3 separate regions of the Mus musculus genome follow, and all the other regions are linked to region 2. A link is a loop called in an ENCODE intact Hi-C map of the cell type or tissue named here. Cell type or tissue: heart. All regions are shown on one strand. Links, peaks and the distances in the headings refer to the core of each region. The heading gives the core; the rest is flanking DNA. Region 1 holds the start of Ddrgk1 (DDRGK domain containing 1). Region 2 holds the start of Pced1a (PC-esterase domain containing 1A). Region 3 holds the start of Mrps26 (mitochondrial ribosomal protein S26).

Evidence for each region. Hi-C counts contacts between places; a loop is a spot of excess contacts. Peaks named below come from ENCODE experiments on the same cell type or tissue, not always from the same donor. Only the 100,000 strongest peaks of a DNase experiment are listed, where the experiment ranks them.
Region 1: a loop joins it to region 2, with 2.2 times the contacts of the local background. A loop is called at or near these places in 3 of 42 quality-filtered maps.
Region 3: a loop joins it to region 2, with 2.8 times the contacts of the local background. A loop is called at or near these places in 3 of 42 quality-filtered maps.

What each region holds. Positions count from the first base shown.
Region 1 is chr2:130,663,712-130,674,025 of GRCm38, reverse strand. Ddrgk1 (DDRGK domain containing 1) reads left to right here and starts at 9,381. Exons shown (of 9, transcript NM_029832.2): 1 at 9,381-9,551. The coding sequence starts at 9,461. Itpa (inosine triphosphatase (nucleoside triphosphate pyrophosphatase)) reads right to left here and starts at 6,224. Exons shown (of 8, transcript NM_025922.3): 1 at 6,091-6,224; 2 at 2,568-2,625; 3 at 2,406-2,470; 4 at 1,893-1,966. The coding sequence starts at 6,156. In heart, for the core only: CTCF peaks have their summits at 6,292 and 9,789; DNase peaks (open chromatin) are centred at 6,285, 9,445 and 9,685; H3K4me3 peaks cover 2,885 bases; H3K27ac peaks cover 2,668 bases.
Region 2 is chr2:130,417,920-130,428,197 of GRCm38, reverse strand. It overlaps Pced1a (PC-esterase domain containing 1A), which reads left to right and starts at 3,910. Exons shown (of 7, transcript NM_178762.4): 1 at 3,910-4,786; 2 at 5,306-5,385; 3 at 5,494-5,732; 4 at 5,823-5,973; 5 at 6,062-6,308; 6 at 8,308-8,568; 7 at 8,865-10,278. The coding sequence starts at 4,663. The coding sequence ends at 9,112. Vps16 (VSP16 CORVET/HOPS core subunit) reads right to left here and starts at 3,878. Exons shown (of 24, transcript NM_030559.3): 1 at 3,751-3,878. The coding sequence starts at 3,803. In heart, for the core only: CTCF peaks have their summits at 2,836 and 3,647; DNase peaks (open chromatin) are centred at 3,527, 3,927, 5,717 and 5,831; H3K4me3 peaks cover 2,352 bases; H3K27ac peaks cover 2,089 bases.
Region 3 is chr2:130,557,641-130,568,212 of GRCm38, reverse strand. Mrps26 (mitochondrial ribosomal protein S26) reads right to left here and starts at 4,456. Exons shown (of 4, transcript NM_207207.1): 1 at 4,223-4,456; 2 at 3,986-4,132; 3 at 3,782-3,905; 4 at 2,819-3,275. The coding sequence starts at 4,434. The coding sequence ends at 3,156. It overlaps 4930473A02Rik (RIKEN cDNA 4930473A02 gene), which reads left to right and starts at 4,464. Exons shown (of 9, transcript NR_040348.1): 1 at 4,464-4,559; 2 at 7,290-7,523; 3 at 10,429-10,572. In heart, for the core only: CTCF peaks have their summits at 4,445 and 4,813; DNase peaks (open chromatin) are centred at 3,892 and 4,522; H3K4me3 peaks cover 2,312 bases; H3K27ac peaks cover 2,021 bases.

The DNA of each region.
Region 1 (10,314 bases), core at 2,315-10,314, 240 kb before region 2:
CCAGGGAAACACAAGGAAAGGCAAGAAAAAGAGAGAAATATGAATCTAATTAAGAAAAAGTAGAGCCAGACAAGCAGTACACAGGAAGGAGGCTCAATAAACAAAGGAAGGCAACAGCCTCAGTGGTGACTAGAAAAACATCTAGGCCAAAGCAGGAGGACTACCACACGTTCTGGGCAAGCCTGGGCTACATAGCAACTTTCAGGCCAGACTGGGCTAGAGTGAGGCACACACTCAAGAAAACAAACCAAAGTCAAACCAAGAAGTGGTAACACTTCACACTCCCTAAACTGCAAAATACTAGAGTCACAAATGTTGGTGAGGCTGTGGAGCGTGCAGATGTGTTGTGTGCACTGCAGCTCTGGCAAAACAGGCAGTAAGCAATTTTTATTTTAAGCTTTACTCAGGCCAGGATGTCATATCATCTCTGAAATGGGCAGGTGCCACTTTTCGATTTTACTTACATAACCACATTCTCATAATTAAGGGAAACTCTGTCTCTCTGATTGCTTGCTTGGTTTATCACAGGATCTCATGTAGCCTAGACTGGCCTCGAACTCCTTATGTAGCCCAGGATGACCCAGAACTTTGATCCACTCATCTCTCATCTTGCAAGTGCTAGAATTTTAGGCATGCACAACCATTCCTGCTCACCAGTTAAGTACTACAGGCCTACGGGTTGAACTCAGAGCTTTATTACACAATAAAGGCAAGCACTCTACCAACTGAGTTACATCCTCACCCACCTCTGATATCCTTCTATTACTTTATGTATATCAGTGTTTTGCCTACATATATGTGCATGCATATATAGAAGGCAGGAAAGGATGTTAGAATACTTAGAAAGGGAGCTACAGATGGTTGTGAGCTGTCATGTGGTGATAGAAATTAAACCCAGGTCCTCTATAAGAGCCACCAGTGCTCTTAACAGCTGGACCTGCTCTCCAGCCCCTCGTTAAGATTTACTTATGTGGGGCTGGTGAGATGGCTCAGTGGGTAAGAGCACCCGACTGCTCTTCCGAAGGTCAGGAGTTCAAATCCCAGCAACCACATGGTGGCTCACAACCATCCGTAACGAGATCTGACTCCCTCTTCTGGAGTGTCTGAGGACAGCTACAGTGTACTTACATATAATAAATAAATAAATCTTTAAAAAAAAAAAAAAAAAAAAAGATTTACTTATGTGTATGTACATGTACATATCTATGTGGCCGTATGTGCACACATATGTACAGGTACCTGTGGAGGCCAGCAGGAGGTACTAGGTCCCTTGCAGCTGGAGTTACACGAGTCTGTAAGCTGGATATGGATGCTGGACTCTAAACTCAGTCGTCATGACAACCAACAAGCACTTTTCAAGACTGAGTTCTTTCTCCAGGCCCCTATCGCTTATATTCTTTGAGACAGGGTCTCACTGTGTAGCTCTAACAGCCTTGGGTCTCACTATGCAGACCAGGCTGGCATCAAACTCATAGACAGCTGCCTGTCTCTTGCCTACTAGGTGCTGGGATTAAAGGTGTGTGCCAGTACACCCAGCTCTTTTTCTTTTCTTGTTTTGAAGATTTATGTTATTTTTAATTTTGTGGTGTGTGTGTACAGGTACCCAAGAAAACCAGAAGCATCAGATTCCATGAAGCTGAACTTATAGACAATTGTAAGCTGTCTAATTTAGGGCTAAGAATCACACCTGGGTCCAATGGAAGAGCAGCAAGAACTCTCGAGAACTGGGCCACTTCTCCAGCCCTATCTTTGGGAGTCTCAATCCTTCCTTGGTGCTGATGCCAAGACAGTGAATGGCCCATAATATCAGGTAACTCATCATTTTACTATGCTGGTAGTTTTGCGGATGGGATCCTCCAGGGGTAAAGGTGATCAAGCATAGCAGTACTCACATGTAGGGGCCAGGCAGTCCCCCAAGTGCGTTAAAGCACAGACAGGTATCTTCCACCAGGACAGGGCCCTGCACCTGTAACACACAGACAACCCTGAGTCACTAGGCTGGGGCAGTTATAGGTCCATCAAGGGCCATACAACTCAGCTCTCTGTCTTCTATTTAGAGATCAAAGCATTAGAAAGATAATTTTTGCTCAACAAAGAACAATGAAGTGCTGAAAATCATCTAGGGAGGCTGACTCTCCATAGTGTGCTCCTTCCCAGTTCTGTGCACACAGGGGTGTGGTGTGTGGGTGGCTATGTAGAAGGAAAATGTATGGCTGGAATATATGGATGTAAGACTCAGAAAGGTGAGAGTTGGAACAGAAGAGGCTGTGTTCCAAGTCACCACTGAAGCAGTCTCGCTGGGCAAGCCACAACTATTTTATTCTCTGCCTGTTCCCACAAGGCACAGGCCCCAGGAGCCACAAGAAGACAGGATGAGGGTGGGGGAGTCCACAAAGGCTAAGTACCTGTCGAGCTGCCTCCCGACACTTCTGTATGGAAATCTCATCCGGTTCTCCCTGGTACTCAGGCACTTATCAGGGAAACAGACAGATAGATATACAGAGTCAGGACACAGGAAGACAGACAAATCAAGCCACTTTTAAAAATGTAACAAAACAGAAACATACGGTCAATTTTCTGAGCCTCCAAAGTGCATGGAAAATTATCTCCGAGAATCTGAATGACCTGTTCCAAGATAAAATACACGTGTCACATCATTTGCTAACAATTTCCATTAATTCCCAGCAACTGTGAGGTGCCACCCACTTGTCTCATCAGGTAGCGTCCCCATTAGTCCTCTAAAGCTTATCAAACTGGGCCCATAAGCCACACCTCAGCTTTCAGAGACCGCTGAACTAGCATGCCTTCTCCTTACTCCATCCCTTCCCACCTCCATTTCGTTTTTCCCTTGCCCACCCTTTATCTAGAATACCCTTTCACTTCAGTGCTCTCTACCAAGGCTTAGCCAAAGTAGCCAACAGCAAAGAACCCTGCTCTATGCTTTCACTAACCCCCGTTGACCTTCACCGCTTTCCCCATGGAACAGCAAGCCAGGCTGAAGCAGCAGCTCCCATGCCTGACTGAACTTTTCTTTAACTGTGTAGCACTGGCTGGCCTGGGACTCACCCCTCAGCTCAGTACTAGCATTACAGGAACGAGCCATCCTGCGTAGCTTCCTAGTGACTTTTAACCCTATTAAAATCAGGGACTAGTCAGACATCAATGGGAGGAGAGGGCCTTGGTCCCGTGAAGGCTCGATGCCCCAGTGTAGGGGGCTGCCAGGACAGGAAAGTGGGTGGGTTAGTGAGCAGGGGGTGGGGGGATGGGATAGGGGGCTTTGGGAGGGGAAACCAGGAAAGGGGGTAACATTTGAAATGTAAACAAAGAAAATATGTAATAAAAATTCAAAATAGGGCTGGTGAGATGGCTCAGTGGGTAAGAGCACCCGACTGCTCTTCTGAAGGTCCAGAGTTCAAATCCCAGCAACCACATGGTGGCTCACAACCATCCGTAACAAGATCTGACTCCCTCTTCTGGTGTGTTTGAAGACAGCTACAGTGTACGTACATATAATAATAAGTAAATCTTTAAAAAAAATTCAAGGCCAGCCTGGTCTAAAGAGTGAGTTCCAGGACAGCCAGGACTATACAGAGAAATCCTGTTTCAAAAAAACAACAAAACAACAAAACAACAACAACAACAAATCAGGGGCTAGAGTGGGTGAGCAACCAGGTGTGCAAAGCTATTGTTTTGAAAATTACACCTCAATATAGTTTATTTTTGTGTTTCTGTGGTGTAAGGCATGAACTTTACCACTTTGCCCCTCACCCCAACACACACACACAACTTTTATGAGACCAGCTTTCACTATGTAACTCAAAGTCCTCCTATTTCAGCTTCCAGAATGATAAAATTAGAAACACGTACCACCGAGTCCTGCTCTTTTTGTACATTAGACTATTATTTCTATTTCCATAGGAAGACTGTACGTTCAAGGCCAGCCAAGGCGGTACACCAAGAGCCTATCTTGGAAAGAAAGGAGGGAGGGGGCCATCAAGATGGTGCAGCAGGTAAAAAGCCCTTACTGCATTCACAGGCCTGAAAGCCTGAACTTGTCAAGTAAGCCATGGTGCAAGAAGAGAACCAACTCCTAAAGCCACTCTCTGGCCCCATGCCCCACCCCCAACACATAAACATAATTAAAATACTTTTTTAAGGGCAGGGAGGTGGAAGGAAACTTCTGAGTTGCAGTCAGGAAAGTGCTGCACCTGTCATTCCAAATCCTTGTCCCTAGGCAGGTTAAAGGGAGGGAAGATCAGAAGTTCAAGGCCAACTCAGGTAGAGAGTCCCTTTTTCAAGAGATGGGGGAGGGGAGACATGGGGCTCGAGAGATGGCTCAGTGGTTAAGGACACCTGTTGCCCTTACAGAGAACCCCAATTTGGTTCCTAACACCCACAGGGTGGCTCACAACCATCTGTAACTCCAGTCTCAGCAGATCCAACGCCCTCTCCAGGTCTCCACAGGCACAGACATATATGCAAACTCATAAAGTAAGTTAATTTTTTAACTGGGCATGTTGTGCTGTGGTAGTGACTCAATGGGAAGAGCACTCGCCAACACAAGCACGGTGACCTAAGTTCTGGTCCCTTGCACCACATAAAAGTCTGGGACAGTCGTGCTACCTGTAACCTCAGCCCCGGAGGAGGCAGAGACAGGCGGATTGCTTGAGCTTGCTACCCCACCAAAGAGCACACTCTAGGTTTGAGACTCTGTCACGAGGGAATAAGGAGGAAGATAATCATTGGCTTTAAGTCCTGGGTTAGATCCAAAGTCAGAAGAAAATTAAATAAAGCCTCTGGGTCTTTGTTCTAAAAGCTGTAGCATGTAGAGTTTTGACAAACTTGTCACATTTTTCTTTTGTTAACCTGCCTTTTGTTATACTGTGGTCAGCCATGATTCTTTTTTTTTTTTTTTTAAACCCGAGTCTTTCTACTGCTGACTTTTATCTATAACACAACAGTGTTATTCTCCCAGAAAGTGAAACCTTGTCAGAGCTACCGTGCCAAACCCTACTAAGAAACGCCTGTGAGTGCCTCATGCTTTAGAGAGAGGCAGATGGAGGAGGATATGATGACCACAGCATGGGATTCTGGAAAACACATACTGAGATGTGTTCATTTCAGGAAGCGCTGCCAAGCATACTTTTAGACTAGCTTTATGTCCCAAAGCAAGCAGAATAAAAGGTTCACTATAGCCAGTTTTGGATTATCAGGTTGTCATGAAAAAATGGCAGAAAGAGGAACATTTGCCTGGTGTAACTTGGATTAAAGGTCCCTTTGTCCTCAGTTTAAGAATGCAGTGAATTGGTAGGCAGCATTTCTGCTGCTATGGGTACCTCAAGTTGGCTAGCTTTCAAGCTTTGAGGATTCTTCAGCCTCTCCCTCCCATCTTGAGGAGTTACAGAAGTGTGCTGCTACACACATCTGGCTTTCCCATGTGTCCTGGGGATTGAACTCAGGTCAGTCTTGACTGGCAAGTGCCTTTCCTCATTCATGTCAGCCATGATTCTTATGAGGTATTACACATCTCAGATATGGAAGGGTAGATGGAACTATACTCAATTTGGATCAACATCCCTCCATTACCCCCCCCCCACACACACACACTGCTTTTCAGGAGGGGAGGTGTCTGAACTCAGGTTTAAAATCTAGGGCTTCAGGGGTAATTTATCTTTGTCACACATGTCACTACTCCAGCTCCTATAGCCTGCTGACTTTACCAGCTCATCTAAAAAACTCGTGAGGTGGAGCATGCGTGCAGCCCCAGAATTCGGAAGCCAGGAGGGTCAAGAGAATAAAGTCAGTTCTGGCTACACAACAGGGTCAGACTAGCCTGGACTACACGAGTCATTATCTCCAAAATAATGATTATATATATAAAAAAAAAATTCCTCTGACCCTCAAGGCGCCACACTCCACGGCGGTCTCTCCCCAAGCCCAGACCTTCAACACAGCCAGGGGCAAACCCCACACTCCCCGAGGCTACAACTCGTAGCCTCGTTTCCCGCCTTCTCTCCCGTGCATCCCTGGTGAAAGCCCAGCAGCCCAATCACCACCCGCCTCCGAGACAGTCTCCACACCCCACAACACCTCCTCCAGCTTCTTGGCGTTTCCCGTCACAAACACGATCTTCTTCCCGACCAAAGACGCAGCCATTGCAAGCGAGGGTTACGGTCCAGAATGCCCAGTAACCCTTTGCCGGGAAGGTACTTCCGGCCGGAGGCGGAAGTAGGTAGCTCGGTTTCCGGCCCTATCGGATGCCTGAAGCTTGCCTCCGGCTACTGCTGCCAACATCCGGGAGGTGGCAGCCGCGGCAGATGAGCATCCCGCAGCCTGTGTCTGAGGCGCTTGGGACGCGCTGAGGGGTGGAGAGGTCTATCAGCGCGCAGATCCTCTGCTAAGCAACTCCGGGGAGCCAAGAACCCGCGCCCTGACGGGTGTCGGCTGTGGTGGCGCCCCTCCGGCACCTCCAACTCTGTTGAGAAAGACTATCTTTTAGACAAGGGCTGTAAGCCTGGGAGTCTATCCGAACCTCACTGCGAACTTAAGACAGCATAACCAAGCAGTCTTTTACGTGTTAGGCTTGATAGCTAGTGTTTCGACTCCTTTTTTCTTGCCCAGCTAACCCTATCCCTTCTCTATTCCGTCACCTCAGCCTTTGCATTGGGAACACACCAAGGAAGATGAGTGACCCTCTTAGCCCTACCCTGTGAGTGCATGAGCCCCTTCAAGAAGAGGGTGTCGCATTCCCTGAAACTGGAGTTACAAGTGCTTTTGAGCTGCCTGGTGTGGATGTTGGGAACTGAGCCTAGGTTCTCTGAAAGTTGTAAGCTCAAGCTGGAGAGATGGCCAAGCGGTTAAGTACATGACTGCTCTTCCAGAGTTAGTTGTGTTCCCAGCACCACATGGTGGTTTTCAGTTGTCTGTAACTCCAGTTCCTGGGAATGCATTGCCCTCTTCTGGTTTCTGAAGGCACTAGGCATATATAATGCAGCGCACATACGAGCAGCTAAACACTCATACATATAAAAAACATCTTAAAAAAAAAAAAAAGCCGAGCATGGTGGCGCACGCCTTTAATCCCAGCACTCGGGAGGCAGAGGCAGGTGGATTTCTGAGTTCGAGGTCAGCCTGGTCTACAAAGTGAGTTCCAGGACAGCCAGGGCTATACAGAGAAACCCTGTCTCGAAAAACAAAAAACAAAACAAAAGTACAGGGTGCTAGCTGGAAGTGTGGCCATTTATAATCCCAGCACTGAGATTAAAGCAGGAAGATCATGAATTAAAGGCTAGCCTGGGCTATATATGGTGTCAGGGATGTAGCTTGATGGTAGAACATTTGCATAGCATGACCAAGGTCCTGGGTTTGGCCCCCAGAATCACACACACAAACAATAGAATCCTAATCAAGCCTGGCTGTTTAGCTTAATGTTATTAACCTTGTACAGCCTTGGGTATTGTTATATAGATGCAACTTACTTAAGGGGCTTATGGGACTTAGGCAAGCACTGTACCACTGAGCCACATACCCAGCCCACTAATGAGTTTTTCTTAAACTCTAGAGCTGTCCTCACAGAGTAGCCAAAGCTATGTTCTCCTCAAATCTTTGCTCGTGACCTTAATATTGCGTGTTACACAATTCAGAAGCTTTGCTGTATACAGTGTCTTTGGAGACAGATCATAGTGTCCTCTTCACTGCCCCTCGATGGTGTTATTTTTTGAGGACCTGTGGTTCATTAGAGTTGGCTGGGAAAGGCTGGGCTGAGTAACATGGCCCTTCCTGCATGTCACTTGTCTCTCTCTTTCATGAAGTTAAAGGGAATCCTCAGAAAAGTGGAGAAGTAGAGGTTTTTAAAGCAAAGGTTAGAGAGAGAGAGAGAGAGAGAGAGAGAGAAGCTGAGGCATTTAACATCCAAGAAGTCACAAACACACACAAATATATATATATATATATATATATATATATATATATGTATATATATATATATAGAGAGAGAGAGAGAGAGAGAGAACAGGTACTAGATTTTATATATATATATAATCACATATAAGCATATATATTACATATATAGGCCAGGTAATTAATATACATATATATATATATATATATATCACATATAAAATAACATTTGTTAAGAAGCCAGCCAGGTGTGGTGGCACACGCCTTTAATCCCAGCACTTGGGAGGCAGAGGCAGGTGGATTTCTGAGTTCGAGGTCAGCCTGGTCTACAGAGTGAGTTCCAGGACAGCCAGGGCTACACAGAGAAACCCTGTCTCGGAAAAAAAATAATAATAATTCAGGAGCCAGGCAGGTCTGTGGTGCCACATGCCTTTAATTATAACCAAGGAAGAGGCAAGCAGATCCCTCTAAGTTTGTGGCCAGCCTTGTGTACATATTGAGTTCTAGGCCAGGCAGGGCCATATAATGAGAGCTCAAAGAACTAAAACAAAACAACCCATCCTCAAAAGATGGAGGAGCGTCTGGACATCAGGGTGCACACCTGTACTCCCATATAATCCAGGCACTTATGAGGCAGAAGCAAAGGATCAGTTTAAAGTCACCATCTACTATACACCAAGTCCAAGGCCAGCCTAGGCTACCAGATACCCTGTCTCAGAACAAAACCAAACAACTAAAGGTGGGGGGCAGCTGCGATAAAATTCCAGCAAAGCCTCAACCTTCAGCCGAACATGGATCTAAATCTCCAAATATACGGAAAGAACGTAGGTGCTAGAGATAAAGCTTACCGTAACAGCGCTTGCCTGACGCCTGGAAGGCCTTAGGTTTATCAACATTGAGAAACAAATTACAAAACATTCCACATTTACAGAAAGTAATACAATGGATGCCTAACTTGCAGTATTAATAAGATATTCGTACACACGTTGCATTTTTCAGTGCTCCAAATTAAACTAAGGGCCTTGGCCATGAGTGCTCTACTACTAATCTACAACCCCAGCTTAGTCCCCTACTTACTCGCCCCACTATTTTCTTCCTTTTTCTTTCTTTTTTTCTTAAACACTTATTTGACGTGTATGAGTGTTTCGCAGGTATGCATATCTGTGTATAACCTGCGTGCCTGACACTCGAGAGGGTCTGAAGAGGGTTTTGGGTCCCCTGGAATTGAAGTAATAGAAGGTTGTAAGCCACTATGTGGGTGCTGCGAACTGAACCCTGGCCCACTGGAAGAGCAGTCAGCGTCATTAAATGCAGACGACCTCCATGTTGCCATATAGCCAGAGACGACCTTGAAATGTTGGTCTCCGAGTCTCCACTTCCCGAGCACTGGGATGGCAAGCAAATGTGGCATCAGGGACTCTTCAGTTAACTGAGGCCCAGGTCAAGCCCAGGGTGGGGGCGGAGCTCAGCGAGCGGCTGGGCAGGGCGGACGGTAGTGGGCGGGGCCTGGCGATCCGGATCCCGCAGGCGCGCTGGCTGCGCTGCCCGGCTGTCTGTCGTCATGGTGGGGCCCTGGGTGTATCTGGTGGCGGCAGTTTTGCTCATCGGCCTGATCCTCTTCCTGACTCGCAGCCGGGGTCGGGCGGCAGCAGGTAGGAGGTGCCGCCGTCCCAGGGCTGGAGGAATCCGTTTTTCAGAGTTCCTGGGCTTTGGTAGGCCCTCGACTCGTGCGCATGCACTGACGAGCTTTCCTGTGCTTACGAGGAGCTTGTGCGCTGGCCCGAGCTTTGCGCACGCGCCTTAGGACACACTCGGAATTAGCGCGGAGCCCAGAGCTGGGGATGCAACCTAGGAACCAAGCCTGCCTTTCTACTCTGCACCAATAGGAGAGGCTGCCGGTTTTCTAATCCTGCCCAGTGTGTTCCGCTTACTAGGAGTAGGAGGGCTAAGCAGCCTTAGGAAACTGAATGCATCTCCCGCCAAAGAGGGCACCCATGCTGCTTTGCCTCGCCTCCACCAGGGTTAGAAGTGGCCTGGCACTGACAACCTGACAGTCCCCCTTACTAACATTTCACGTAAGTGTAGGAGTTTCTATATATCTCTCTGATGCCTGACCCCATAAGCCACCTCAGAGCACCTCTGTGTCCCACGGGCAGAAGAGACAGAAGCTGAGGTAAAGCTGATTGCCAACAAGTCTTCCAGGGAGGGACGATTCAGCCTCGACTGTGACATGTAGTCTCTGGTTGGCGTACCCTATAAAATCATAACATAGCAAGAAGTAAATGTAATCTTGCAGCGGGCATGGAGCGAGATCTGTAAACCTCAGGGTGAGAGTATCCTCACAGGTCGCCTGTTCAAGATGAAGATATCAAAGGAGGTAGGAAATGAGAAGTGAGCATCAGGCCAAAGTGTGCG
Region 2 (10,278 bases), core at 1-8,000:
GACTGTGCATGCTCACAGGACTGGGAGACTGCTAACTCATTCACTAACTCGCTACAGCGGCAAAAGTGTGAAGCCTTGAGTTGATCCCAGCACTACATAAAACGCCCAGCATGGTGGCCCATGCTTGTGAGTCCAGGGCTGGGAAGGCGGAGACAGGTGGATCCCTGGGAAATGCCCAGCCTCATCAGTTGCCCTGGGTCAGTGAGAGACCTTGTCTTAAACAGAGTGAATGGCTCCTGAGGAGCAACACCAACCCTCCCCCTTCTGCAAGAGCCATGCACACATACACACACCACAAAGCACAAATGAATACCGCCCCAACACGTCCCCCCAAATAAGTCCATCCTCTTCTGTGCCAAGTTCACTTTTCCCTTTTCATGATTTTAAGCTAAGAAACCAAACCATCCTTGATAACTTGCTTCCTCACAGCCTAAGTTCAGAATTCCCATGGTAACTATTATCAAAGATTGAATTTATCCTCTGGCTCATGTGCTGGCTTTAAGCCCTATGACTGTCAAAGGGAGCCTATCTATCTTAGCAACACACACTGAGTCTGGCAAAGGTTGGTCAAATTAAAGAAGGAATCAGCTCAAGGTGCAGTTTGCATCTCTAGAACCTAGTGAGAGATGGCTGCCACTTCTTACCTTTCTAAATCCAACAAGTTCCTGCCAACACTAGCTCCAGTGCAGACCCCTGCCCCACAGATGGGGCTCAGGTGAAATGTCCCCGCTTGTTGCCCATTCATCCACTTACTAGAATCAGATTAAATCTAAGATGAACACATGAACTAAACCAAGTACCTATTCTTAAAGCATTTACACACTGGGAATAAACTAGAAAATGCCCATACATTTTCCTGTTGTAAAAAAAAAGTCTGGGCTAGGCAGTGGTGGCGAATGCCTTTAATCCCAGCACTTGGGAGGCAGAGGCAGGCAGATTTCTGAGTTCGAGGCCAGCCTGGTCTACAGAGTGAGTTCCAGGACAGCCAGGGCTACACAGAGAAACCCTGTCTCGGAAAAAAAAAAAAAACAAAAACAAAAACAAAAAACCAACCAACCAAACAAAATTAACCCCCCCCCCCCGAAAAAAAAATAAAAAAAAATCTGGAGTCGGGCATGGTGCCCACACCCTTGGATCCCAACACTCAGGAGGCAGAAGCAGGCAGATCTCTGTGAGTTCCATGCCAGCTTGGTCTTCTAGTCCAGGACAACCAGAGCTGGTTACACTGAGAAACCCTGTCTCAAAAAACCAAATAAATAAACAATATCTGGGAGAGGCGGCTCAGCTCGGTGCCTGATGACCTGAGCTCACTAACGGTGAAAGGAGAGAACTGACTCCTACAAGTTGTCCTCCGACTTCCACACATGTATGTGGTGTGTGTGTACATATGCGTGCATGCACGCGTACACACACAAATGTAAAATCAAAATTTCTATGTTTTGGCCCAAAGAGTCTACCACATACGTCTCTTGGGTGGGTTATGGGGAGCTTTTCAAAACAAGGTTTCTCTGTATAGGCCTGGTTGTTCTAGAATTCACTCAGTAGTCCAGACTAGGCCTCAAACTCAGAGATCCACCTGCCTCTGCTAGGATTAAAGGCATGTACCTTTCAGAACCCAGACTCTCTGTTACTTAGCTTCCTCATTACTAAGTTGGTATGAATCATGATTTAGTTTTATATGGTGGTGATAATTAAGAAACTATACATAAGTACTTAGCATAATATCCAGTATATAAGGAAGTCATTTTTGTTAGCAACTTAGGACATACATATCAGTCCCAGGAGGTGTAACACTTCTAGGCCCTTCTTGAGTCCAGCACTTCTGTGACTCACTCACATCTTCTGAAGCATTACCTATCTACCCATGAAGCTGACTCTCCATAGAGTAAACAAGAGGAGCTCTGTCGTAATGTGGTCATCTTCCTTATGCTCTGATTTTAAAAGTCTGGGTAAGCAACAGGTATTTTTACAATAGCTAATATTTTATATTTATTATTTTTTAGCCTTTTAAATATGTATTTGGGGACAGAGTCTCATCTTGCCAAGGCTGGCCTCTGATATATATCCATCTAAGGCTGAACTGGCAATCCTAGTCTTCCAGCCTCCACATGCCAAGGGCTATGTGTTATATGAGGTTGTGGATGGGACACCACACTCTGCTCATTAGTATTTTCAGTTGCTTCATATTGTACATGTGTCTAAGAGAAATCATGACTAAACAAATGTAACAGAGCTCTAGAAATTACCACAAGGCATCCTCTGTCTAGAAAATGCATTACATTGCAAACAACACAATTCCATTTAAAAGTTTGGCTATGAGCAGAAGCAAAGTCTTCTGGGTTTTTTTGTTTTGTTTTGTTTTGGTTTTTTTGGTTTGTTTTTTCGAGACAGGGTTTCTCTGTATAGCCCTGGCTGTCCTGGAACTCGCTTTGTAGACCAGGCTGGCCTTGAACTCAGAAATCCACCTGCCTCTGCCTCCCAAGTGCTGGGATTAAAGGTGTGCGCCACCACCGCCCGGCTCAAAGTCTTCTATTGAAATAAGACGCCAACGCAATGTCTTTGTGATCTTCGGGTACATCAATAAAACATTCTTTACCATTTTGTTGGGTAATGATTAGGTTTTGCTTGTTTCTGTTATTATTTCAAGACAGGGTCTTACTATGTGGCCCTGTCTGGCCTGAGCTATAGAGCAGGGTGGCCTGAATCTCAGAGTGCTGGGATTAAGAGGCGTGGGCCACCAAAGGCTGACCAACTATTAGGTAACAGGCACTAGCCTAAATATGCATGGGAAATAGAAGTATTCTTAGCCTTCAAGAGCTTAGCACGAGAAACTCATACCAACACTGCCCTCGTGTGCCACATATGATAAGACTCTACAACTGGACCTTTGTGAGGCATAAAAGGATTCTACTGTAGGAAAACCAAGCAGGTCCTGAAAGATGAGCAACATTCTTCAGGGTGATAAAGAGGAAAATAGCAATGCCCATAGAAGCGACTATAGAACTGTGCAAACACAAAGCCATGGAATTGCCTGGTGTGATGAGGTCCTGCAATTAATTCTGTGAAGCTGGTACACCCACGGATTGAGGATGATTGAGGTTAAGTTGGAAACCACTCAGAGAGTGACAAATGTAGGCTGACCAATTGATGAGCGCTCCACAAGCAGTTTGTACTTTATATCTTAAAAAGAAATAAAGCCAACGAGACGGTAACCATTGTAATCACGTTACTAGTTTTAGCCTTGAGAAAGACCCACAGCTAAGGGCACTCCAACCCCGGTGAGTTGCCACTGCCTCGGGTTCCTCATTAATAGTGCCCCAAGACTGAAAAGCGGTTCATCCCCTTTTCTCAGCTTTGGTCAGTACTGTCACCCCGCCCGCTGTGGCGATCCCGCCTTCCTGTGAGAGCCCCTGTGGTCCGACTTCAGCAGTTTCCGGAAGGAGACTGGCACTCGCTGTCGCCGCGGGGCGGCCTCCCTCTACGTGATCTAAGCATCCTTCCGGAGGCCAACAGACCTCGGTTTAGGGGTGGCTTCTCAGCTTGCCTCAGTTGGCGCAAAGGAAGGACCAGATTGCTGCCCCTAAAGTGCGTAAAGTGGCAGACGCTCAGGCGAGCCGCCATAGGGACGGACGCCAGCACGCGTAGTGGCCGGGGCGAGCATTGCTGGCTCTGCCGGGAGGCTCAAGCCAGCAGCAGACAAGCAAGGTAAGCTGGGCTGTGGGACGGAAGGTGGGGCGTCGGGCAGCTCACCTGTAAAAGGCAGAGTCCCCGAGTGGATTCCAGTTCGCAGTGTAACAGTCCATGTCTAGTACAGCTGGCGGCAAGAGTCGCCGAGGAAAAACCCGCCTAGCGCAAGCTCAGGCCGCACTTCCGCTTCCGCCCTTCGGGGTCACGTGACGAGGCCGCCTTAGCGGCCATCAGAACTGTGGGCAAGCTACGCTGAGCTATCGTCCTGCCCTCGGCGCGGCGGCCCGAGTGGACCTAGCCCTGGTTTCTGTCCTCCACAGCGGCCAACCTCGCTGCCTTTCTGACTCCTCCGGCGTTGGGGATCGCATAGGGCGGGACACGGGTGACCGAAAGTGGGAGCCATGAGCATCTGAGGCACAGATGCTGGAGGCGTTGGCTGGACCACCGTAGCGCACGCATGGCGAGCGCTGGGCGTCGAGCTGCGTACCTACAGCTAACCTGGGCACCCGGGCTCTGTGGGGCGGGATCTTTGCAGAACCCACCGCTCTCCAGGGGCATGGGATCATTGACTCTAGATCAGGACATCGCTGCCGAGACGCTGTCGCACGGCACCTGGGCCTGCCCTACTGGCCCGTGAATCCCTGGAGCCCCCGAGAGACTTGGTAACTGGCGCGAGCGGACGAATGCGCACGCGCGGGGCCGCCGTTGACACGTGGCAGGGCAAAGGCGTCTCTGCGCGCGCGAAGCGCTGTAGTCTAAGACTACGGCCCAAGTGACCCTTCTTCCCTCCGAGTGTGATAAAGGCTGCTGCCGTGTTGGGATTCGCCTTGCCGCTCCCACTTTCCTCCCCATTACACAGAGCAGCCAGGGAGGGGCCAGCGCGCATGGGTCATCTTGGAACAGACCGGACCTACCTAGAGTCCCTGCCCTCTGTCAGCTTATTGGCCTCTCCCTGCAGCTGGTGTCAGTGGCAGCATGGTCTTCTGTTTGGAAAACGAGATGCCACACCGCCTGCTGGGAAGCGCCATGGTCCACTTCCATGCCTCAGAAGTCCAGCAGCTGCTACACAACAAGTTCGTGGTCATTTTGGGGGACTCCAGTGAGTGACCACTCTAGGATGACATTTCACCGCCCTGTATCTTCAACCTTTTCTTTGTCTGCACGCCACATCTCCATTTCAGACTTCTCCATCTCTTACTCTGTTTCAGGACACTAGACTGCATTTTTTTCTTTTTTAAATTCCCTATGTACCTTCCCTGGGTGCCCCGGCATATCATTTGTGCACTATTTTTTAGCCCATGAGTGTGGCATCTTTATTTGTTGTTGCCCTTCATGATTTTCTTAAAAGGACCTGTGGGCTATGTTGTGTGTTTTCCTAGGGATGGGACCAACTTAATTTTGCCATTTGGTCTTTGGTCGCTGTACATAAGCTAGAGGAGAGGGAAATAGCTGGAAAGAGCAGAGCTAGGGCTTTAAAATCTCGTCTTTTCTTCTCTAAGCCAACCCTCCATAGAGCTGCTGTTGGAGAGTCAATCCCTGGAAAACAAAGGCCTTCATTTGGGAAACTCTGGGAGGGGGTGAGGCCGACCTTAACCTTGGGATCCCTGTCTCCCTGCAGTCCAAAGAGCTGTGTATAAGGACCTGGTGCTTCTGCTCCAGAAAGACACACTGCTCACAGCTTCCCAGTTAAAAGCCAAGGTGAGAGAAGCTTGGCAGCCATGCCAGTGTTGGGTGGGTGCAGACCCTGGCCTGAAAAGGACCACCTACCTGGCATGGATCTGACCATCGGGTGGGGTGGGTGGGCAGGGGGAGCTGAGCTTTGAACAGGACCAGCTGGTGGCTGGGGGCCAGCTGGGAGAGCTGCACAACGGGACACAGTACCGCGAGGTCCGCCAGTTCTGCTCTGGCTCTGGCCACCACCTTGTGCGCTTCTACTTCCTCACCCGAGTTTACTCCGAGTACCTTGAGGACATCCTGGAGGAGCTGTCATATGGACCTGCCCCTGACCTAGTGATCATCAACTCCTGCCTCTGGGATCTCTCCAGGTTCAGGCGGGGGGAGAGGGAAATACTGGTTGGAGGTGGAGGTATGGCAGCACTCCTGTGCTCTTGCCCACCCTAAGTGTTACCCAACAGATATGGCCGCTGCTCAATGGAGAGCTACAGGGAGAACCTGGAACGAGTCTTTGTACGAATGGACCAGGTTTTACCAGACTCTTGTCTGCTGGTGTGGAACTTGGCAATGCCTCTGGGGGAACGTGTCACTGGGGGTTTCCTCCTGCCAGAGGTGAGTGACCGGGACCCTTCCGGACAGGGGATAGAGTGGCTGGCCGGCAGCTAGGAGACCCTCTTAGAGACTCCACTTTGTCAATTAGCTCCAGCCCCTGGCAGTGTCTCTGCGACAGGATGTGGTTGAGGGGAACTTCTACAGCGCTACACTAGCCGGGAAACACTGTTTCGACGTCCTAGATCTCCACTTCCATTTCCGGCATGCTGTCCGTCACCGTCATCGAGATGGTGTCCATTGGGACCAGCATGCACACCGCCACCTCTCGCACTTACTTCTGGCCCACGTGGCCGATGCCTGGGGTGTGGAGCTGCCCAAACATGACCGGCTGCCAGGTAAGCCCTCCCATAGACTGGTTGGGTATTGGTGTAGGTAGGACCTTTGGAGCACAAGGCACAAAGAACTAAATGGGACTGAAGTACTTGTAGAAAGTAGGGGACCTCTTGAAGAACAGTTGTAGCTCCTGAATGTTCCTTTCTCGTTTCCTGAGAAGGGTTACATCACAGGGAGCACGTGGCTGTTCAACTAACAGTTCTTCAGCTTTGTGATTCTTCCTGTTTACCTGAATGGACATGCATGCGCAGGTACTGATTGTAAAAGGCAGGGTCAGAAGACCCTGATCAATAGATAAATGGAAAAGAAATGAGACTGCTTCCAGGTAATCCCAGGAATAGGAAGTGGGAAGACAGATAGGGAAAAAAGATGGTCTAGGCAGTGTTGCAGAGGCAAGCTCATCAGAGAAGTAAAAGGTACAGTGAGCTAGCAGGTTGCTCAGCAGTGACACAATGTAACCTACAGTGTCTTTGCAAGTCCCAAGGTGGTGGGGTTAGTAGACAATAGCTGATAGCCTCAACTCCAACTTAGGGTCCCAGTAAGCTGGGACCCACAGCAGTCACTGCTGTAGGTCCCTTAGTCCCACTTCTTCGGCTGGTTTTGGGATACTACTCTAGTTGCATCCCTCCTGAGATGTTTTCTGCTATAGATTGTTTGCTTGTTAATCTCTCAGTCCCTGCCTACCCACAAAGGAAACAGCATGGCTTATTTCCACATCTACTTCTCCCTTGCTTTAGGTCACTTGAACCCTGTGCCTACACAAATGTGCTGTACTTTAGCACCAGGAGTACAGTGGTTGTTGAATTGGAGGCATGAGTCATCTTAGATGCTGTTTGTCACAGCAATAGGGTACATACAGTTTGTGGGGGAACATGGAAAGGCCAGGACTGGAGGCAGACCACTGGGACTTGGTGGTAACTGGGAGCAGGAACACTAGGCAGATGAATTGGGATGGATTATGTTCTGGTTCCACCTTCTTTGTTTTGCTCAAGTAGAGAATTGGTCCTCAGTAAATAAAGGATGTTTTAAAGGTTGAAAGGCTAGTGTGATGCTTCACAGCTTCCGGTTCCATCTAAGAACTATAGAGATAGCTGGAGATGTGGCTCAGCTGGAAGAGTGCTTGAAGTTAATAGCATGCATGAAGCCATGGGTTCAGTCTCTAGCGCCACATACAACCAGGCATAGTGGTACATGCTTATAATTTTCGATCTTAGAAAGTAAAAGCAGGAGGATCAGCAGATTAAGCACATCCTTAGCTACAAAGTGAGTTTAAGGCCAGCCTGGAATATGTGAGACCTTGTCTCAAGGGGAACAAAGGAAAGTAAGGCTGTTGAGAAAAACAAAAACAAAACAAAACAAAAAACCTAAAAAACTTGATTTGAATTGGGAAGATGAGCAATCGAGTTTGCTTAGGGCAGAAGTGTGCGAGAGGCTGTGGGATCACGGGAGTCCTCAGGACCAGCAGAGGGAGAAGTGCAGCGTGTGAGTGTGAGCTAGGAAGGACAGCAGAGCAGATCGATGGGTGCTTTCAGGACAGGGTGTATTGTTGATGTGATGTGACTGTTGGAATGAAGGGGTTTGTTAAGTTCCATGTAGTAGGAAAACCACTGAAGACATGAAGGGTTTAAGAGTCAATTCACAGTTGATGAGGGATAAAAATGGGGTAGGATACTCCCTATAGTGGTTTAGAAGCAAATGAGGACTAGTTGGGAAGGGACTAGATCTTTATATTTGACTTATTTATTGGCCTATGAGAAGAGTTTGGGAAGAAGAAAAATCTACAGATACAGACACCGGGCAAGAGCAGGCATGAGGTCAGAACACAGGCAGACAGAGTACCAAGGAAAAAGGAACACAGCTTGGTCTTGGCTTGAAGTGAAAGGAGACGAGGAAGGCTACTGTTCTCCAAGAGGATGAAGTAGAGCTCTGGAAGTATGGGTAGCCAGCATTTGGGGCAACCTGGTTTCCCAGGCCTGTTTAACACAGTCATCCCATTCCTAGACCCATGGATTGAGGACTGGTCAGAGATGGATCATTCATTCCAGGGAAGCCATAAGCAGCCCCCAGACTTCAGGGAGAAGCTGGCCTTGCCCCTGCTCCCACCTTTCCACTTGCCTCCTCCCATGTCTTTTCCTTACCCACTTGAGCCCTCACCACCTCCCTTGTTCCCACCCCTGCCCCAGGATACCCCCTTTTTCCAAGGCCAGCCCTTTCCACCCTATGAATTCAAATACAATGCAATGGAGGACTTCTCAATGCCAGGTAGGTGCCTAACTTAGGTAGTCTCTGCTCACACTTTCCCCAGCCTCCTTTGCACATCCTGCAGCCTGGCCACCTGTGCTCATGTGAGCTCAGGGATTGGGTACTGCCTTCTGGGTTTAGTCACAGCAATCCCTCAGATTGGAATAGCATTTATAAATTTATCATTCTGGTCTGGTGGTAGGGGAAGTAGAATCCTCATTTTGCAGATAGAAAATGAAAGCCCAGAGAAACTTACCCAAGAATAATAGAGCTACCCTGTCAGAAACTTACTCTGATAATAACTGGTTCTTTTGTAGGATGTGGCCCTGGAATGAACTTTGTGCCTGGCCCCCTGCCACCATCAGTCTCTGGCCCTGTCTCCCACGGTCAACACCGGGGCCCAGTGGTCCACCGGGGCAAGCCACGTTGTGTTCTGAACAACCCCTACCATGTACCAAGAATTGGGGGTCCATGCAGGCATCGACTCAGACACTCAGACAGACTGATCCACACATACAAACAGGACAGGCGGGGACATGCCCATTCGGGAACATGGCCTGGATAGGCAGGATCTTAGGTTGGAGCTAGAGATACCAGTGGCCCTGGAGAGGCTGTCTGGTAGCCTAGCTGTTGGGCCGGGGTGTTCTTGTCCATTGCTGATATCAATAAAAGCATGGAAGGACAGAGTGACATTCCTGTGTCGGGGAGCAGGTCTCCCAAACCATGACCTTAAGGCATGGGGAAGCTGCCCTTGGCCTCTGTGCAAACTATTTAGAAATCTGTGAAGAATTTCTAGCACAGGTTCATCTTCACAAGAACACATACACACTAAATAAAGATCCCCAGAGGGTCCCTTGTTATCAACAGTTCTTTGGGACTTTGTCATTAGCAGGCATTCAGTAAGTTGTTAGAACCTAAGTGAGAAGCTTCCAAGTGCTGGGGAAAGTCCAGCTAGGATCCCATTGGTTCCTTGGCTTGATGTGCAAACAGAGCATACGCTGGATGCTGGATGGGGTGAGGGACGGGATGCTTGCCTCAGCTTAGAAATAGGGGAGGAGGGGCTGGAGTATGACAGGGACAATGGACAGAGAGTAGGGTCTTAGGGACCCATTACATTTGAATTAGAATGGAGGGAACAGAATTCTTGGGTTCATTTTTGTTCCTACTAATGAAACCTTTCAAAAGGACCACATCCCACTGAAAAGAAAACAAAAACTGATCAGATCAGATCGATGGATTTTGGTTAATAACCTGGCAAATTAGTGAAGGGCATGGTTAACAGGCGGGTGCTAAGGAAGTGGTGACAGACAATGTGAGTTAATAAAACCTTTGGGGGAGACAAGAGACTTGCAGAGGCACTGGCACAGTACCTAAGACAAATGTATGAATTCCTTTCTTCTGAACAAGATTAAAGGGGGACAGAAATTAAAAGCTTTTTTGGTTTGTTTTTACAGAGCTAAGAATTTTGATAATTTTCCTTGCAGAAATGGAATTTTTTTTTCTTTTCATCATCAAAAAACTCACTGTTAGAGCAGTCTTCTCCAGCTGCAGTTTGTCCAGGCCTTGTCACTTTCTGCATTTCCTTCCAGAGACTTTTGTGTCATTGGTTTTCCAGTGTTGGAGAAAACTGCACATATATTGATTTCCAGGAAAAACTTGAGTTTTTTAGCCTCATGGGCCAGCGCTGTTGGTTTCTTGGCCTTTTCTACTTGTTTCTTGAATTCTGCCCTT
Region 3 (10,572 bases), core at 786-8,785, 140 kb before region 2:
TGGTGCTCTGTGAGACATTGCAGGGCTAGAGAGATAGCTTAGTAGGTAAGAACATGGGCTGCTCTTCCAGAGGACCTGGGTTTAATTCCAAGCCTTGGGCCCTGGAAGGGCCTTATGTAGACTGGCCTCAAGTTCTCCATGTAGCTGAATATGACATTAAATCCCAGATGCTCTCGAGTCCTAGGTTTACAGTTATGTACCACTATGTCTCCTCCCTGTACCCTTTGCCCCCCTTTTTGAGATAGGGATTTATTATGTAGCCCAGGATGTCCTCACACTGACTAAACAAGTGAGGCTGGCGTTAAACTCCTTATCCTTTAAGGTACCACCATGTTCATTCAGCTTTTGCCTTTGCCTTTTGAGACAAGAATTTGCTATATAGCCCTGGCAGACTTTATACAGTGTGCGCTAGACTGGCCTTTAACTTTGAATCCCATTACAGATGGTTGTGAGCCACCATGTGGCTGCTGGGAACTAAACTCGGAACCTCTGGAAGAACAGTCAGTGCTCTTAACTGCTGAGCCATCTCTCCAGCCCAACCTGTCTGCTTTATAAGTGCCGGGATTACTGGTGTGTGTCATCACTCCTGGCCACCTCTGATGTCATCTTTCCAGGCTTTTTTTTTTTTTTTTTTTTTTTTTTTTAAAGATTTATTTATTTATTATATGTAAGTACATTGTAGCTGTCTTCAGACACTCCAGAAGAGGGAATCAGATCTCGTTACAGATGGTTGTGAGCCACCATGTGGTTGCTGGGATTTGAACTCTGGACCTTCGGAAGAACAGTCGGGTGCTCTTACCCACTGAGCCATCTCACCAGCCCCTTTCCAGGCTTTTTAAAATTATTTGTTGACATGTCCACATAAGGCTACATGCATGTGAGTGCAGGTGCCTCTGCAGGCACGGGCTGCCCTGGAACTGTCACAGTATTTTTACTACTTTTAGTTGTGTTTACGTGGGTACATGCGTGTGCCTGTGGAGGCCAGAGGCACTGTACCCCCGAGGTTGTGAGCAGACTGGCATGAATGCTGAGGACCTAGTTCGGATCATCTGTGTTCAATGTATTTGTTAAAGCACACAAAGAGGAAATTGCCAGCATCATCAGGAGACTGGCCAGGCTTGGGGTCGGAAAACTGCTTTGACTTCCGATTTGGTGAGAAGAAAATAATTCCAAATTGGACTCTTGCCAGACTTGAGATCACAGGGCATGTTGGATATCCATACGCTGGAGAAACTGAGCAATGACCTTAGGCAACCACACTTAGATGAAACATTAAAATAGCCAGCACCCACTGAGTTGGCAAGTGTACTTACTCTCTGTAGCCTTCCAACCAGCTACAGCAGCCTGCCTTCCCTCAGCTGCAGTACCAGCAGCAGGGCACCTTCACGTCCAGTCTCCCTGATGAGTACTTGGGCAGTTCTGGAGTCTCAGGAGGAATCAGGTTGGTCTCACACTCCCTGTAGCTGTGGATGACCTTGAGAGTCTACTGATCCTCTCCCCTCTACCTCCAGTAAGCAGGCACTGACCCACCAGGCCTGGGGATTGAACCCAGGGCCTATGCAGGCTAGGCAATCGCTCTACCAAGTGAACGTCTGAAGCCCACTTCCTTCAGTTTTGCCGGACTAACCTAGCCCTGAAGGCCATGGCCACAGCATTCACCCCAGTACCCACTGATCATGAAGGGGCAAGGGTCCAGTGTCTCGGTTAAGTATCTTTGCTGTGACTGGGGAGATACATCCTGGCAGGAGTGGGAGTGGCAACCCATTCAGCAGAGTTCCTGGGGTTCACTGTGACAACAAAGATCCAGGAATGGACTAGGTAGCTCCTGACATGATCCTATCAGTCCACCTCAGATATTTGAATGCAGGGCCTGTGTTCCCCAGTCAGGGACAGTATCTACTACCCTAAAATGGGTGTTATGGCTGTCAGAGGGCTGCGTGTAGGACGACACCTGCACCTTAATGCCTGCTTCTTCACTGGAGTAAGAGGCTGCTATCACCCGCCAGGTTTTCATTTCTTAGGGATTCCAAAACCTTCAGCAGTATGAGAAGTAGCTACGATGGTTTTTCCTCCGAGTGAGTGCCTGGAGTTACTGTCAATGGTATTCATGTTTATGACAATGAAAGCAAAAAGGCAGGCAGCTCATTCACTAACATGTATACATTGCAGTCATGAACATCTGGGTTTGATCCCTAGTACCACATAAAAGCCATGTGCATCTAATCCCAGTGCCGGGCAAGCATACACAGATCAATTCTCTGAGGCTGGCTGGCTAGATAGTATAATTAGTGAGTGCCAGGTTCCAGTGAAAGAACCTGTCTCAAAAGCCAGAATAAAACACAGTAAAAAATAAACTAAAAAAACCAAAACAAACTTAAATCAGACCAAGGTGAGAGTCCTGAAGAATGACACCAAGGCTGCCCTCTGGCTACCACTTACACACACAGAAGGGCAGCAACTGACTGGAAGAAGCAGGTTTAGCTTGGGAGTCTACCACCTGCTGAGTAGTTCAAAATATGATAGATCAGGACAGGGCCTGGTTACAGAAGTCACTGCTGGAGAGCCATCAGGAGAAACAGGGCACCCTTTTTGCTTCCTGGATCTTGGACACACCAGACCCTAGCCAGAAAATCCCAGGATTGAGCAAAGCAGGTACCTAACTCATAGCTCAGTTAGGTGAAACTTGCTTCTGGCTAGAAACCTAAAGACTCAAATAATTAGGGACAAACGCCTTTGATTTTACAAGCAAGTTAGCATCTGGTGTAACTACTTTCCTCTTTCATTAGCACTGTAACTATAGCCAGTAAATGGGCAAGACTGGGCTCCAATACTTTATTTATAAAAGCAGGAAACATTTGGCTCACACGACTCCAAGAGACTTACAAGACAAGCTTGGCTTCTAGAGGGGACACAGTCCAGTCCGATCCTCTGTGCGATAGGAACTTCCCAGAGTTTAATGCTGCCCTGAGTTTGTCTGTGGTGCCAGAACAGGGACATCTGGGAGTTCCCAGTCAGGTGGTGAGTGCCGAGCCTGGAGTGACTGAGGTTGCTCTGGAAACGGCTGAGCCATCCTCCTGGGATGTACCAATTCCTATCCCAGTACACAGACCCTAGGCAAGCACTGTGCTTATTTGGGCCCCCAGAAGTCTCTGTGCTCAGTTCCTGACCACCTGCCCTTCTTTGGTGACGGCCCAGTTGTAACTCTTCGGAGAGTCCAACGCTTCTTCTATCCGTGCCTCCAGGTTCTCCCGAGTGATGAAGTTTTTTGCCTCCTCCTACAGGAAGAGAAAGGTTGGCTTTGTGGGATCTCTCCCAGAGCTGGCTGCCTGCACTGTCTCTAGTCCACGGGTGTCAAAAGAACCCAGGGTCTCTTTGAGTGTCCCACCAATCGTCCAGCACAACTGTACTAGGTGACCTCGACCATCATATTGCTCTTCCTTGGACAATCACCCATCAGATCTCTCGGCCACAACCCAAGAACAAATCGTGACAACCTGATTAGAGGTGGGTGGACTCTCTCAAGTGCATGAATCCCTCTTACGTGTTAAAAAGCGCTCCATTCTCACTTACGGTTTCCCTGACTTCAAGTTTCACAAGGCAATACTAGCCTGTAACCTTTTACTGACCATTGCCTGCGAGGCATACCCTCTGCGCTGATGGAGAAGCCTCCTGAAGACTCTGGTCACTTGACGCCCAGTGCTGTCATCCCCCCCCCCCCCCCCCAGCCTCCCTTGCTGGGGTCTCCAATGTCCACATTCCCCATGACCTCCTGCATGCCCACCTGCAGCTTGAGCACTTCTTGCTCTTTCAGTTGCACCCAAGCCTGCTCCTCCTGAGCCCTCTGGGCCTGGGCCTCAGCCTTCTGCACCTCCTGGGCCTGTGCTTCCAGCTGCAACCTCGCTATCCTGCGAGGGGCAAGACGCCGAGGGTGAGCGGGGCCACAGATGAGCCTAGCCCAGCCCACCCAGTCCCGGGCCTCTCGCACCGTAGCTCCTGCATTCGCCGGTTCTCGTCCCGGTTCCAGGCCATCAGCTCCCGGTGCTCCGTGATGGCCTGCTGCGCCTTGCGCTCGGCCAGAACCCCGGCTCGGGCCTCGTGCAATTTCCTTCGCACCTCCAACGTGAACTCTAGCCTGGGGAGGACGGGCTTCGAGTCAGCACCCACCCTCGGCCCCGGCCCTTCCCGAAGGGCGTCTGCCCTCCACACGCACAAGCACACGCACCTGAGAGCGCGCACGGTCTCCCGGTACTGTCGGTAGCGCTCGGTCAACACGAAGAATTCCGCAGGGTCCACGGCGGGAGGCGTCTGCACCCGTCCGACCTTGGATTTGGCAGGCGGGTCATGGCGGGTCTTGCGGCCGCGCACGGGCAGGAGCAGCGGGGTCGGGGGCCGAGTCTCCGGCCGCGCCGCCAGGCGGTTCAGAGCGCGCAACATGACAGCCAGCGCCTGCGCCTGCGCCCGGCCCGGAAGTGGCCGCGGAGCACCACGGGAGCCTCCTGTCCTCGTCCCTGTTGGGCGGAGCTCTTGCTGTCTGGTCCAATGCACGTCCGGACTCTCGGGTAGAGTGGGAGGGGTCGAGGGGCACCTTGGAGACCCACAGCTTGCTGGGCTGCGTCGCCCGCTAAAGACAGCTACACCGCAGGACGCTCTGCCCACTTGTTCACAAGTTTGGACACCGTCCCAAGTGTGTGGCTCTGGGGCTCTCTGGCCCGCCGATGGCCTGTCTACCCTCCCAGACCTGATGCAAGAAATTTGGAGTTCCTGGCTACTTTAAACTTTAGATTTGCAAACCATTTCCTTGCACTGCACTGCCCTGCTGTGGTCTTGGGGGAGCTCTGCAGTTGCCAGAGTTCTCAGTATCAGTGACAACTTGTTCTCAACTGGGCGACCTGTGAGGTGACCCTTGTCCTCTTCCACCTGACCCGGGGTCTTCCCACCTCGAGACTACTCTTATTTATGAAGTACAATTTCCTCTCCAACTGAAGAGAAACAGCAGTGCAGCAGGGCAGAGAGCATCTGTCTCAGAAGTAGCTCGTTCCCCTCTGCCTCTCCAGCAAGGAGAGTTGTTGGAAATCAGAAGCTGACCCGAGTACTGGGGAACTGAACTTTCACCCCACTCATTAGTATTGTCTAGACCAGATTCTGCAGAGAACACCAGGCCATGGTCCTGCACTTCCAGGACACTTGGGAGTGTCTGAGGAGCCAGGACTGGGTGCAATAACAGACATTTTCTCAGAAGAGAACAGAGGCTGCTTAAACCCTGCTCTCAACTTCCAGGCTTGGTGGAGGCCCAGTCTGCACTTTCTTTCTCTCAGTCAGGCTTTGGAGATGAGATGCCAGAGTGTACTCTGGAGTCCTGGGGGCAAGCTGGTGACAGGTTTTCCTCCAGGGTTCCGGCCATAAGACCATTGCTGGGCCCTGGAGGATCCAGGATGGATGGTCTGTGGAAACCAGGGCATTACTGCTGCCCTACCCTGGAGTACCACAGGGTTGCTCCGAATGTCAGGGAACCTGACACTCCCACCCTGTTTTTGTTTTTGTTTTGTTTTTTGGCAGGGTCTCACTAGATAGCTCTGTCTAGCCTGGAACTTACAGTGTAGATCAGGCTCACAGAGATCCACCTGCCACTGCCTCCTAAATTCTGGCATTAAAGGCATATGCCACCATACCTGTCCTAACCCTTTCTTCTTCAGGGTCACCCTAGACAACCGGCAACTCATCTCAGATAACTTAAGTGTCTAGGCCAAGAGAATATTCTAGGGTATGGGCCATTTCCCTAGAGGCTCCCTAACCTTGCTGGCTCTGAAGTCCTCTCGCTAGTCAGGTGCACCCATCCTTTTAGAAGGTTTCATAAATGTAAGAGATTTAGATCTAAGGTAGATGAAAGTGTGGAGTCACTCTGAGTAGATAATGCTACAGAACTAGAAGGCAGGTTTTCTGCCCTCTTTCTTTGGCCTGATGGGGATGTGGACTGGTATGCAGTGGTGATGAAAGTAACTGTTTCCATTCACTGACCCTCCCTGCTAAAGTGGCAAGATAGAATTGTTGAGGGCAGAAGCCAGGAAAGGAGGCTTTTCTGGGCACTTCATGGGTAGAGGCACAGAGCTGGAGGGACGGAAGCCTCCTCATTTACCAAGGGGTAAACTATGAATGAGGTGATTCCAGGTGACTGTAGGACCCTATTCAGATGGTTCCTGGATTTAACGATCAGGCCATTCTATTTCCTCTGGTGTCAAATCCAGTGATATCTTTAAAACAAAAACCCTCAAACAGGGTCTTTCTTATTTGCTGGCCTTATATTTCTAACAAAGCCAAGGCTGGCCTTGAACTTGTAGCAATACCCCTGCATCTACCTCCAGGGTGCTAAGATAGTGTGTGCCACCATACCAAGGTACAGTGATATCTTGAAACAGGGAGGTACAAGTTGCTACTCAAACCCCTTCCCACAATGTTCTATGAACAAATATGAAGTTGCTGTTGGCTTTTAAGGTCACTGGACAAATGCTCCCCCATCTTAGATCTTCCTAGGAATCGGAGGTTGAAACACAAAGCAGAATGGGGCTGGAGAGATGGCTCAGCAGTGAAATCCTGGATTTGGTTTCCAGCATCCACATCAGGTAGCTCAGAATGGCCTGCAACTTCAATTCCTAGGGGTCTAACGCTCTCTTCTGGCTTCTGGGGACACTCACATGCATGTGTACATACGGCACATAAGTAAAAAAAAAACAAAAAACTTTTAAAACCAGATTTAAAAAATAAAATTTCAATGATTTATTTTTCTATGTTCATTGGTGTTTTGCCTGCATGTATGTCTGTGTGAGGGTGTCAGATCCCCTGGAACTGGAGTTACAGACAGACGTTGAGCTACCAGTGGGTGCTAAGAGTCAAACCCAGATCCTCTAGAAGAACAGTCAGAGCTTTTAACCACTGAGCCATCTCTCCAGACAAATAAATCTTTTTCAAAAATTTAAAATGGACCCGCTCATAGGGCAAAGGCATTTTCTGTCAAGCCTGGGGACATGGAGTTAAGCCCTGGAAGCCACATGCTGGAAGGGGAGAACTCCTGCCATTTGTTCTCTGGCCTACACATGTGACATACATGTGCCCGCGTACATGTGTGCACACGCACACACTAAAAAACAAAAATGTAAAATGGCTACCAAATGTTCAAAGCGGTACACAGGCCTTGCCATGAGCTTCTTAACTTCACTAACAGGTTACCATAGAGACATACTGGGAACAAACCCACAAGGAACTTTTTTGGAAATCTCTTTTCTTTTCTCTAACAGGCTGGTCTCAAACTTCTGAGCCTCTTTGTTCCATATCAAGACAGCTGGAATGGCAGCGGTTACCACTATGGCCAGCTCATTCAGTGCTGCAGACTGAACGCAGGGCTCTCTACACACCAAGCAGGCGTTCGGCCAACTGCTATGGCTCCAACCCCATGTTCTGGACTCTAACTAACTTCTTAAGGGCTAAGAAACACCTAAGAGCTAGTTTTGTCCCCTGACCTGGACACTGCGGTGAGTTTACAGAACTTACAATCACCCTGTTTTCTGTAGAAGCTGCCTCAACCATCTTGACATGTTTCAAATGTGTGTTCACTTTCCTCTTCAATGTCCAAGTGCACCAAGCTTGATGGAACGCTGACACAAGTCTAACTGGATCTGTTTTGAATTTGCAAATTGACTCTGCATCTAAATAGATATTTGTTGTGAAAACTTTATTGTGTTGTGTGTGTGTGTGTGTGTGTGTGTGTGTGTGTGTGTGCACATGTGCCATGGGAGGTCCAGGGACAACTTGCTGGAGTGCATTCTTTCCTGGGAATTGGCCTCAGGTTGTCAGGCTTGGTAGCAAGCCCAGATAGTGGTCCACGCTGTCTTCACGTCCCTACTTCTTGGGCTGCATGCTCAAGTTCCTGCCCTTGCAGCCTTGCACCCTTCCTAACCTCAAAAGGAAACTAAGATGGAGATTCCCTGGCTTGCCCAGCTCAGGACTCTGGCCTGAGAACAGGGAGCCCGGCAGCGTGTACAGGGGTCTAAGCGAGTTCAGACTTACTCACATGCAAAACAGTATGGCAAGCTTCACACTAATAGACTCGGCACCAGGACTGGGCCAATATGGACAGAGATGGGCTTAGGTGGGCTGATGCCCACCCAGGGTTGACCTCTCTTGCAAGCACCGCAGCAGAGGTGATTCTCTTTGGGGGCTGTCAGTAGGGGATAATTTTAAGTTTTCTTCATGCTGTGCTCATCCGCAGTCATTTGTAGATCTGGGCACTACTAGCATGGGCTGCTGGAAACACATCGTTGCAGCCCAAGTCTGAGCCAGTGGCTCTGCTCTCACCACCAGCTGTAAACCTCTGGGAGTGGGGTGGGGTAAGAAGAACATTTATAGGGTTAACCAATCTGTACTTGGGCTGAAAACCATATTAAGGTAGGGCCACGCTTGGCATAATGGTGACCAGAGCCATTGGATGGTCAAGTGCACCCAGCTCTAGGAAAGTGACGGGCAGCATAAGAGGTACCACTGTGGGAGCTGGGCATGAGCTTCAGGATGCCTCTAACCCTGCCTTCCTAGAGCTGTCTTATTAGCAGGATCAGGAAATGTATGCTACATCCAGAGAGACACAGACTTTGCTAAGCGTGTGTGTGTGTGTGTGTGTGTGTGTGTGTGTGTGTGTGCATGTATGTATCTATGTATTTTTTTTTGAGACAGGGTCTCACTGTGTAGCTCTAGCTGTCCTGGAACTCAAAGTAGGAAAATGTATGCTATATTAAACTATTCCAAGAAACAGACTCTAATAAATGGATGACTTGTTTTTCGAGACCGGGTCTCATTGTGTAGCTCTGGCTGTCATGGAACTGGATCTGTTGGCTGACCTCAACTTCAGATCCTAGTGTTTTATTTTTCCTGTGTGTACTGGACGGTTTTGTGTGTCAACTCGACACAGGCTGGAGTTATCACAGAGAAAGGAGCTTCAGTTGAGGAAATGCCTCCACGAGATCCAACTGTAAGGCATTTTCTCAATTAGTGATCAAGGGGGAAAGGCCCCTTGTGGGTGGGGCCATTTCTGGGCTGGTAGTCTTGGTTCTATAAGAGAGCAGGTTGAGCAAGCCAGGGGAAGCAAGCCAGTAAGGAACATCCCTCCATGGCCTCTGCATCAGCTCCTGCTCCCTGACCTGCTTGAGTTCCAGTCCTGACTTCTTTCAGTGATGAACAGCAGTATGGAAGTGTAAGCCAAATAAACCCTTTCCTCCCCAACTTGTTTCTTGGTCATGTTTGTGCAGGAATAGAAACCCTGTGTATGTGTGCTTGTCATGTACAAGCACGTCTTCATGCAGACACATGGAGGTCAGAGACCAGTGGGTGTCACCCAAACCCTTATAGGCCTTCTGTATCCATCTTCCTATTAGGGTCACAGGTGTGTTCAGCATAGATATGGTCAACATTTAATGTGGTTTCTGAAGATCTAAACAGGCCGTGTGCTACCTAGTTTTATGTCAACTTGACTGACACAAGCTAGAATTATCTGAAAGGAAGGAAACCTTAGTTGAGAAACTGCCTCCATGAGATCCAGCTGTGTAGCATTTTCTTAATTCTTAATTACAGACAGATGGGGGAGGGCCCAGACCATTGTGGGTAGTGCCACCTTAGACAGGTGGTCCTGGGTTCTGTAAGAAAGCAGGCTGAGCAAGCCATGGGGAGCAAGCCAGCAAGTAAGCAGCATCGCTCCATGGCCTCTGCATCAGCTCCTGCCTCTAGGTTCCTGTCCCAACTTCCTTCCATGAACAGTGTTGTGGAAGTATGACCAGATAAACCCTTTCCTCCCTAGGTTGCTTTGGTCATGGTGTTTCATCACAGCAACAGAAACACCAATGAAGACAGTCCATTTGTATAACAAGCTGTTTTACCTGCTGAACCATTTTTTTTTAAAAAAGGACTTATTTATTATATGTAAGTACACTGTAGCTGTCTTCAGACACTCCAGAAGAGGGCGCCAGATCTCATTACAGATGGTTGTGAATCACCATGTGGTTGCTGGTTGTTGAACTCAGGACCTTCGGAAGAGCAGTCAGTGCTCTTAACTGCTGATCCACCATCTCTCCAGCCCCCACCTGCTGAATCATCTTACCAGCTCTATAATGTTTATTTTATAAAATTAATGAGTGAGTGACTTTATATATATATATATATTTCCTTTCAAAAATCCAAAGAACCATACTCTTTAGGAAAGCTCTGGACTGTTTCTCCTAGTAATGTGAGTCTTTTTAAAGACTTTTTAAAGGCCCATGCTGGCCTCAACCTCACCACGATCCAAGTCCCTCTTAAGTGCTGGAGTTGAAGGCATGTGCCAGCATGTTTTTAAGGACTGTCTGCTGTTCTTTCTTAACAACTCAAATTCACTGTTGTGTCCCATTCAGTAAGACAGGAAAGCCATCTGCTCACCATGGAGCTTCTCCTGATATCAGGACACTAAAATTATGGCACCTGAAGTTGTTTGTGACCAGCTGGGAAAACATGGTCAGCGCTGAACTGAGCTGAGGAGTTGGTGGAGACACATGGTACAAA